Linked DNA regions of Mus musculus: region 2 is linked to region 1. Evidence: chromatin loops called from intact Hi-C (ENCODE). Cell type or tissue: heart. All regions are shown on one strand. Links, peaks and the distances in the headings refer to the core of each region. The heading gives the core; the rest is flanking DNA.

What was found. A loop is a pair of places that touch in the nucleus more often than their neighbours do. Peaks named below come from ENCODE experiments on the same cell type or tissue, not always from the same donor. Only the 100,000 strongest peaks of a DNase experiment are listed, where the experiment ranks them.
Region 2: a loop joins it to region 1, with 12 times the contacts of the local background. A loop is called at or near these places in 16 of 42 quality-filtered maps.

What each region holds. Positions count from the first base shown.
Region 1 is chr3:15,844,711-15,850,101 of GRCm38, reverse strand. Sirpb1c (signal-regulatory protein beta 1C) reads left to right here and starts at 1,615. Exons shown (of 6, transcript NM_001173459.2): 1 at 1,615-1,761. The coding sequence starts at 1,689. In heart, for the core only: no CTCF peak of the experiment used is centred there; no DNase peak of the experiment used is centred there.
Region 2 is chr3:15,414,877-15,420,267 of GRCm38, reverse strand. Sirpb1a (signal-regulatory protein beta 1A) reads left to right here. Exons shown (of 6, transcript NM_001002898.1): 2 at 3,075-3,431. Among named protein-coding and RNA genes, the nearest start is that of Sirpb1a, 8.9 kb to the left of the region's middle. In heart, for the core only: no CTCF peak of the experiment used is centred there; no DNase peak of the experiment used is centred there.

The DNA.
Region 1 (5,391 bases), core at 339-5,338:
GGCAGCATGAAGTAGGAAATTGCTCAATTGAGGTTCCTGTTTTCAGCTGTTGAGTTCACAGTCAAGATTAAGATTTGCACACACTGAAATTCCAAATCAAATAGTATTGATTGATTGATTCATTCATTCATTGATTCATTCATTTTATTGGTTGTTTAATTTTTTGCAATTCAAATGGTATCCTGCTTTCATTTCCCCTCCACAATTCTTCCATCACATCCCCCTCCCCTGCCTCTATGAGGAGGCTCCCCTACCCACCCACCTTCCACCTCAGCACCCTAGTATTCCCATACGCTGGGTCATTGGGCCCCCACAGGACCAAATGGCTACCATCCCATTGATGTCTGATAAGCAGGGACTAAACCACCAACCAAAGAGTACACATGGGAGGATTCACGGCTACAGCTGGATATGTAGCAGAGGATTGCCGTATCTGGCAATCAGCTCTTATATATGCATTACAGGAAATAAATTGTATCTTGAGGCTTAGCTTTCCTGCTCATTAACCTACAAACATATCTGAGATTGATGAAGGCACTTATACCCCTCTTTCCCTAGTTCCTATCTCCATAGAGTAAGAATTGAAATATCTTATTTCTTTCTAAAATGGACTCTGACATCATTGTGTCACTATGTCCTCCCTGGCTCCAAAAATAAGCTATTTAATATTCTTTGCAGTTTACCATTTCAAACTCCATTAAGCATATAATTACTAAAGTGTTCCAATTTGCTATCTAGAAGAAATCAAAATGATATGACTGAATACCCTGCCAAAGACAATTTAAGAGATCATGGGTTTTTTTGGGCTTAGAACTCCAAATAACAGTTCTCCATTGCAAAGACGTCAGGGTGGCAAGATCTTGACTCAGGATGTCACATTATATCCACAGACAGCAGCAGAGACCAATGTATTAATGCATGCATGCTAGTATTCTACTGGCTCTATTTTACACTTCAAGATGCTCTATGTAGGACAATATTTGACACAAAATTAAGATGAGTTTTCCCAAATCAGTTAACTTGAGATAATCCCTTACAGATGGGCTAAGATATAGTCAGACTTCAACAATTTCTCACTGATGTCTCTTGTGGCTTCCTTCTTCTGTGAGAAGTTGGCAATTGATACTAATTATAACATAATTTACTGTGCTTGTGTAGCAAAAAGATTCCTAAGTTTCTCTTGGACTACATTTACTGATATCAGTAAAGGACATCCAAGGGATCATTCCCAGAGAACCACTGGTTTATTCCAGCATTGGGCTGATCTTACAAATATTATATGAGATAGAACTTTATGTGACACTGAAAAAGAATATGACACAAATCAACAACATCTAGTATCTTAGGTGTTTGGGAAACATTCTTTTGTACTGGATTCTAACTGGTGTGTTACCAAGACAAGACACTCGAGACAACATGGCACAAGCTCAGGGTCAAAAGAAGGAGAAAGGATTATGTTATGCATATCTGAGTCCCTCTAAAAACAAATGGTAAATCTGAACTCCTTCCCTGAAGCTGTATGCAACACTGTTTAGCTATTTCAAAATAAGCAGTATGGTTCCTGTTTTCACATAACATTGAAGTGATCTTTATGCAGAACAAGTCACAATACTTCCTTTCTCTACGTGTAAGAACCTGAGATCTCATGAGAACTGATTCTGGTCCCAACAGGGTTCTTAACACCAACCATGCTTCTCCTAGATGCCTGGACCCACATTCCTCACTGTGTCCTGCTGTTGATCCTGCTTCTGGGACTTAAAGGTGAGCATGCCCCAACAATAGAATCATCTCCCTGCTTCAGAGCTACTCTTACCATTGAAAGTAAAGGATTCCAGTTAATTATCTGAACTGTCACAGGAGAGGTAAGAATATTGTCTCACATAATAGAGCCAGAATTTTGAGCACTGCCTGAACTGGAATGTGAGCTTATAGCTTTGATACATTGAGTAGAAATGATTCATCTATAACAGTTTTCCACATATCCCTGCTCTTCATGACCCTCTCCAGTGAGCTTTAGTTCCTTCTATTTGTTTCAAACAGGACTAGTAATAACCTGCATGGTGCCAGTATGTTGTCAGGTTTTTCTTTTTCTTTTCTTTCTTTTTATTTATTGATTATTTTATTTATTTACTTTTCAAATATTATCTGTCTTCCAAGATTCCCCTTTGTAAACCCCTATACCACTCCCCCCAGCTTGTATGAGGGTGCTCCCAAACCCACCCACCCACCCACTCCCATCTCACGACCCTTGCATTCCCCTACACTGGTCCATCAAGCCTCCGTAAGACCAAGAGGCTCCCCTCCCATTGATATCAGATAAGGCAATCCTCTGCTGTATAAGCAGCTAGAGCTATGTGTCCCTCCTTGTGTATTCTTTGGGTGGCGGTTTAGTCCTTGGGAGCTCTGGGATTGGGGAGCTCTGGTTTGTTGAAATTGCTGTTCTACCTATAGGGTTGCAAACCCCTCCAGCTTCAACAGTCCTTCCCCTAACTCCTCCATTGTGGGTCCCTGTGCTCAGTCCAATGTTTGTGAGCATCCTCATACATATTGGTTAGGCTCTGACAGAGCCTCTCAGGGGACAGCTATAACAGGCTCCTGTCAGCAAGCACTTCTTGGCATTAGCAGTAGTGTCTAGGTTTGATGTCTGCAGATGGGATGGATTACTAGGTAGGGCAGTCTCTGGATAGCCTTCCCTTTAGTTTCTGCTCCATTCTTTATCCCTGCAGGACAGGGACAATTCTTTGTTAATATTTTTGAGATGGGTGGGTTGCCAATCCCTCAACTGGGGGCTGTGCCTAACCTCTGGATATAGTCTCTACAGGTTCTCACCTTTGTTGGGTATTTCAGCTTATGCCATTCCTACTGGGTCTTGAGAGCCTCTTGCATTCCTGGAATCTGGCACTTTCAACTGGCTACACCCAGTTCTCCATTTGCTGTTGCTTCACATATCCTTTCGTTTTCCTGACCCTCTGTATTTCTACTCCTATACCCAATCCTGTCACTTTTTCCCTCTTCCTCCTCCTCCTCCTCCTCTACCTCCTCCTCCTCCTCCTCTTCCTACTTCCTTCCCTCCCTCCCTCCCTCCCTCCTTCCCTCCCAGGTCTCTCCTTCCCTCTATCTACCTCCCCTGATTATTTTGTTTCCCCTTCTAAGAAGAACTGATGCATCAATACCTAGGTCTTCATTCTTTTCCAGCTACATATGATCTGGGAGTTTTATTGTGTGTATTCTGAGCTTTTTACCTAATATCTACTTACCAGTGAGTACATACCATGTGTGGTCTTTTGTGATTGGGCTACCTCACTCAGGATGATGTTTTCTAGTTCCATCCATTTGCCTGTGAATTTCATGAAGTCATTGTTTTTAATAGCTGAGTAGTACTCCATTTTGTAAATGTACCACATTTTCTGTAACCATTCTTCTGTTGAAGGACATCTAGGTTATTTCCAGCTTCTGGCTATTATAAATAAGGCTGCTATGAACATAGTGGAACATGTGTACTTTTATAAGTCTGAACACCTTTTGAGTGTATACCTAGGAGTGGTAGAGTTGAGTCCTCTGGTAATACTATGTCCAGTTTTCTGAGGAACCACAGACTAATTTCTAGAGTGGTTGTAACAGCTTGCAATCCCACCCACAATGGAGGAGTGTTTCTTTTTCTCCACATCCTTGCCAGCATCTGCTGTCACCTGAATTTTTATTTTAGCTATTCTGACTGTTGTGAGATGGAATCTCAGTGTCATTTTGATTTTCATTACCCAGAAAGTAAAGATGATGAACATTACTTTAGGTTCCTCTTGACCATTTGAGATTCCTCAGTTAAGAATTTTTTGTTTAGCTCTGTACCTCATTTTTCAATAGCGTTATTTTATTATCTGGAGTTTACCTTCTTGAGTTCTTTCTATATTCTGGATATAAGCTTTTAATCACTTGTAGGTTTGGTAAAGATTTTTCCCAATATTTCCAATCTTTTATCAGATGTAGGGTTGGTTAAGATTCTTCCCAATCTAGGTTGCCATTTGTCCTATTGAAAGTGTCTTTTGCCTTACAGAAGCTTTTCAATTTTTGTGAGATCTCATTTGTCAATATTTGATCTTAGAGCCTGAGCCATTAATATTCTGTTCAGGAATTGTTCTCTGGTGCTTATGTATTTGAGGCTCTTTCCTACTTTCTCTTTGATGAGATTCAGTTTATCTGTTTTTTGTTGTTGTTGTTTTGTTTTGTTTTGTTTTGTTTTGTTTGAAAGAAAATGAATTTAATAAAGGTGTTATACAAAAGATAATAAAATGTGCATGCATGTGGCTTACTCTCTGTGATAATTACTAGACGAATGTATTCTTTATTGTTCACAGATACAGTCAGATTTTTATTAGATATTTTCTTTATTTATGTTTCAAATGTTATCCCATTTCCCAGTCATCCCCCACCAGAAACCCCCTGTTCTATACCCTTCCCCCTGCTTCTATGTTCGTGTTCCCCAATCCACACACTCTTTCCCATTTTCCTGCCGTCAAATTCCCCTACATTGGGGCCTCAAGCCTTCATAGTAGCAAGGGTCTCTCCTCCCACTGGTGCCAGACAAGGCCATCCTCTGCTACATATGTGGCTGAAGCCATGGGACCATGTGTACTCCTTGGTTGATGGTTTATTTCCTGGGAGCTCTGGTTGGTTGATATTGTGGTTCTTCCTAATGAGTTGCAAACCACTTCAGCTCCTTCAGTTTTTTCTCTAACTCCTCTATTGAGGACCCCATTCCAATGGTTGGCTGTGAACATTCGCCTCTGTATTTCTTAGGCTCTGGCAGAGCCCCTCTATAGAGACAGCTATATCAGGCTACTGTCAGCAAGCACTTCTTGGCATCCACAAAAGTGTCTGGGTTTGGTGAGTTCATATGGGATGGATCTCCAGGTGGAGAATTCATTGGATGACCTTTTTGCTTCAGTCTCTGCTACATACTTTGTCTCTGTTTTTGCTAATATGGGCATTTTTTCCCCTTTCTAAGGACTGAAGCACTCACACTTCTTCTTGAGCTTCATGTGGTCTATGAATTATATTTTGGGTATTTGAGCCTTTGGGCTAATATCCAGTTATCAGTGAGTGAATACCATATGTGGTCTTTTGTGATTGGGTTACCTCACTCAGAATGATAATTTCTAGTTCTATCCATTTACTTAAGAATTTCATGAAGTCATTATTTTAATAACTGAGTAGTAATGCATTGTGTAAATTTACTTTATTTTCTGGATCCATTCCTCTGTTGAAGGATGTCTGGGTTCTTTCCAGCTTCTAGCTATTGTAAATAAGGATTCTTTGAACTTAGTGAAGTATGTACCTTGTTATATTGTGGCGAATATTTTGGGTACATGCCCAGGAGTGGTATAGCTGGGTCCT
Region 2 (5,391 bases), core at 335-5,334, 430 kb after region 1:
TTGGACTTGAACTTTGTACAGTGAGATAAGTATGGATCAATTTATACTCTGCTACACATGGATTGCCACTTAGCTAGCAGAATTTGTCTCTTTTTCTAGTGGCTGGTTTTGGTGTCTTCATCAAAGATTAAGTGACCATAGGTGTGTGTGGCCCAAATGATTCAGAGAGCAGGCATGATTGGTGGGAAAAGGGAAGCTTATCTGTGTGGTTAATGATCTGGAGGTCTGGTGACAGTGAGGGGAGAGGTGGCAGCTGAATGGAGGTCTCCCTGAGATACCAGCTTGTCATTACATCTTGGCTTAGAACAGAGGGCTCAGCAAGCAGTGAAGATGGAATTGTAAAGGGAAGCTTACCTATATGGCTCAGGACCTGCATTACTGATGAAGGCAGTGTGAGAGGTGGATGCAGAATGGAGGTTCCCCTGGTATTTCAAGTTGTTCAGGGCCTATGATCATTTTTGTTATGATTTAGCTGTGTTGAAATAGTCAGGGATTGGTGTAGTAGACTAGCCCTTCTTTTTACTTAGCTCGTGGGTCTTTGGATTTTAGCATGATTATAATTTATTTTACAGCTAACACCGACTTATAAGTGAGTACATATTATGCAATCATTTTAGGTCTAGGTTACCATAATCAGGATTTTTTTTTTTGTTAGTTTCATCCATTCCATTTCATCCATTTATTTTCTCTTTAAGGATATCTATCATTTTCATAAAGTTGGATTTATGATCATTTTTTATGCTTTAGCAATTTTGGAATATTTATGGATTGGTGTAGTAAGATACCTGGACTCTGGTTATGCCTTGTATTATCATGGCTGTTGTTCATTATGTTCTTACACTTGCATCTCTGGATTTAGAATGAATATCACTCTAGGAGCAGATTTCTTACTTTGTTGTTGTTGGATAGTGATTTGTTCCTTGCTTTTCTTTCCTTGTTAGTCTTCTGATTTTTGTAGTCTATATTCCTTGTACCCAACATGACCTTTGGTTCAGCAGGAAATCTCAGTAGAGATGGAGGCTAGATTTCTGGTAGTTAGTATGACATTTGTTCCATCTTTTTTCTTCTGTGTGATATGGCCTATACATAAGAATACACTATCCATCTATGTATAGATGAGTTATGGCAACAGAGAGCTGTTAGAAGATGAAGTATCAGAAGCTTAGGTCTTTTTACGCTGAATAGAAGTTGTTGGTGGATTCAGATGGCAGGTGGGGATCATATCTTTTCTTAAGTGTGTAGCCTACACCCAGATAGCCATTGTCTGTCCTAATAGGGGAAGATTCATGGCAGGGGAGAGCGGAGAGCAGGAGGTATCCGTGGCTTAGGCCATGACTTCCAAACTGAGAGAGTAGGAGGGTTAATATATCAGGTATGACTTTTACTTCTTCTAGCTATCATGGCCTTCAACTGAGCAATGAATATCTACATTAATAACAGGAGTGTGGGGCTATGGGATGGTTGGGAAATATAACTGTGTGTTGGTGCCAAGAGCCAGCCTACCCTGGAATGATTTAAAGTGGGACACATCATTTGATATAAAGGCAGTTTTGAAGACTGGTTGTTTCTGGCCTTTTCTCACCCTAACTATACTGGATTGTTGCATATAACTTCTAAAAAATTCTAAAACTTTTCTTGCTTACTCTGTGTTTAAAACCCACTGGCTTGGACAATTAATACCTGCTTTCTAGCAGTTCAGAATTAAGTGAAATTTTATTGCTATTGCTTTCTTCCAGGTCCAGGCAGGTGGAAGCCTCTATGGCTAAGCTGGTTAACTCTTTGTGAACCAGAAAGAAAGGAAAGGAAAGGAAGTAAAATCCTTTCAACAGGCAAATGTGGATATATATATATATATATATATATATATATATATATATATATATATACATATATATATATATATATATACCCACACTCTGGCTGGGCTTGACTGTGCCACAATCAGCTCCACAAGCACTCACACATGCTTATATGCATGCATTTACTTTCACACATACATATAGACCAAGAGACATATACATTTGGATGGATGGATGGATGGATGGATGGATGGATGGATGGACAGACAGATGGATGGACAAATGGATGGGTGGATTGATAGATGGAGGGATGGTTGAAGGATTGGATGAGGCAGAGCTTCCTAAGGCAAACCATGTAACAACATATTGAAGCATAGGCAAAGTGATGGTCAAGGTGTCAAAAGTTTCAGTCATTTAGTTCTGAAAGGAGGGATTATGAGGCTCAGATTGCAAGTGGGGATCTTACCTCTTCTGACTTGTGTGCTGTGCACATAAGGAGTAAATCTCTGTCCTAATAGGGAAGAGTACAGTATAAAAATGTGGCAGGGTCAGTGTGTAGGGGAAGGTGTCAGTGGCTAGGGACATGGCTTCCAAACCAAGGGAGTGGCATGTTCAGTCTGTAGGTAGGGTGCTTACATTTTGTGGAAGGTATGGCCAGAACCTGTACAGTGAATGTTCACCTGAGTAGTGGAACTGTGGACAGGGGGAAAGTAAAGTATGTCAGGAGGTTTAGTTTTGTGTTAGGTGTGAGATTGTTTCTTTGGGCTCTAAATCAAGGAAGTGGGAATTGAAGGGTTCAGATAATGGATGAGAGCAAGTTATTAGAACCTATCTATGACACCATCACTCTACATGATACAGCAAATGCTATCATAAGGATTTTGTAATCAAATGTATAAGTCACTATACTTAAATACTTAAATTTATGTCTGTTTGGTGTAAAAGAGTCACATAATCACATTCAACACTATTGTAACAGAATTTCCCTAGACCACATTCACAGAAAAGGAAACAGAAGCAAATACTGGATGAAGCATGCTAAATCTTAACAAAATTAGGGCTTCAATTAGAATCTTTCCAAGTTGCAAGTATCTGTTATTCAATTTTCTCTTCTGTACTACGATCTTGTATTAAAATGCACAAGTTAGAAGAACTATGCTCATGTACCTGCTGAGCTCTAGTGAGTAACACGTTTTTTTCTTTTTTTCTTTAATTACAAACTTGAGGAACCTGTGGTTCTACATCAAGATGAAAACTAACTGATGTTTTCTGCAGGAGCAGCTGTGAGAGAGCTGAAAGTGATCCAACCTGTTAAATCATTTTTTGTTGGTGCTGGAGGGTCAGCCACTCTAAACTGCACAGTGACATCCCTCCTCCCTGTGGGGCCCATAAGGTGGTATAGGGGTGTAGGACAAAGTCGACTCTTGATATACCCGTTCACAGGAGAACATTCCCCCCGAATAACAAATGTTTCAGATGTTACAAAGAGAAACAACATGGACTTTTCCATCCGTATCAGTAATGTCACTCCTGCTGATTCGGGTACCTACTACTGTGTGAAGTTCCAGAGAGGATCATCAGAGCCTGACATTGAGATTCAGTCTGGAGGTGGCACTGAGTTGTTAGTCCTTGGTAAGTACTACATTTTCTCTTTCATCCTTCATTTCTCCTACAGGTCTGAAGACTCTAATACTCTGTGAAAAAGTAAGAAACATGTGTAGAAAGGACCCTAATATACATAGGTTTACTTTATCATAACTCTGGACCAAAGAACCTGAGAAGAAGTGTGGATGTGCTATGTGCTAGAGGTTTCCCCTTTCAGGAAGTGAGTATAAATTCATACATTTCTCTTCCTGCTCCAAGAAACTTATATTTCTCACTCTATCTCAGATTTGTAGTCAGCTTTTGCCAGTTCTATCATAATGTGTACTTGTGTGATTCGCTCTGAGTTCATATCAAAGGAATTAGTTCACAATGTTAGATTTATACTTTTATTTTTTCAAACTAGCAGTATGAAAGACAATATATTTTCAATAATATGCCCACATTCCAAATTATTTATTTTCTTCCCAGTTTTTGACTATTGTCCCTGAACTGCTGACTAATAATGTTACTGTTTCCATTTCTATATTTGTATTTTTTCATAAAATGCTCAAATCCTCTGTATATCTTGTAAGTTTAATGTGTAAATTAACATACATTTGGTTACTGCTTACAGGTGTTCTTATTTTGCTATATATACACTTCACTTTATGGCTTTTCCTATGTTCCCTTTGCTCTTTTCATATTTTAAATGAAGATTGTATAGTTCTGGACAAGTAGCATAGGGTAATAAATTCAGTACAGGACAGTCTTTCCTGATCATCAAAGCCCAGGGAAGAAGGGATCTGAATTGTCAGAGTTGTGAGACTCAGAGTGACTCAGTAAACTAGGTGCAGTGATGAGAAGACAGATGATATAGGAGAGTACCCTCGAGAGACCAAACCATGTTCAAAGACAGAAACTCGGAAACTGGCCCACCTGGACATTGGGTATATGTGAATCCATGTTCTTTACCTTGACTCAACAAATTTGAACCACAAAGGATAAAATGATAAATATCTGTTGTGTGAAATCACAAACTTTATAGGAAAGTATTAAATCAAACATAAAATTAATATAACTCAGGGTCCAGAGAGGTGATTCATGGATTAATTAAGTTCCTGCTCTTCAAGAGGACATATTTTATTACATATAATATGATATAAAAATATATTATAATATATTTTAATTCCTAAATTTAAACAAAGTTCTTATTTACTTTTTGGATGACATTATTCAACCATAAAATCTTAAGCATATCATATATGTGATGGCCAGTTGAGGCTCCATATTCCCCTTATTACTAATTTTGACATCTTGACTAGGGTCATCCCTCCTGATTATTGGACATTTCCATTGATAGGATTCAACTTCATCTCCCAAATGCACACCCTATTCTAGTCTTTATCCCAATATACACCTCCCTTTATCTACCACCACATGATCCCTTCTGTTTATATACTCACCCACCCCACCAAAGGTCTCCTGCATCTATTCTATTACCCAACCTTAGGGAGATTTAAGAATCTCCCCTTGAGCCCTCCTTTCTACTTAGCCTAACTAGTTATTTGGGACTTGGGACTGTCAGAGACTATTTTGTATCAGAGACCTATTCTCACAGGCACTGAAGGATTGAGCCAATGTTGACTCCCTGTGTTTCTCCCTGGAGAAGTCTCCATGTGGATCATATTCAATCACAAGATTAGGCAGCCAGGCCCTCACATTGAATTTTCTGATAGATACATGAATGCTTCTATCTAGGTCTTGATCCTGATAATTTTACAGCATGAAAAACAATCACACTATCCATCCCAGTCCTGTTAGAGAAGTGAGACCTGTATGTCAATGCTCTGTCCATGATCACACATCCAGTTAGTATTGAGATCTGTCAAGGAATCCACCTCTCATTCCTGGCCAACCTCTTTCTGTTCAAACAAGAGGCACCATCTCCACTTAGGTGCCTGATTCACAAGAGATGTTGAGTCAGAATTCATGAGCCTAACCCCAATTC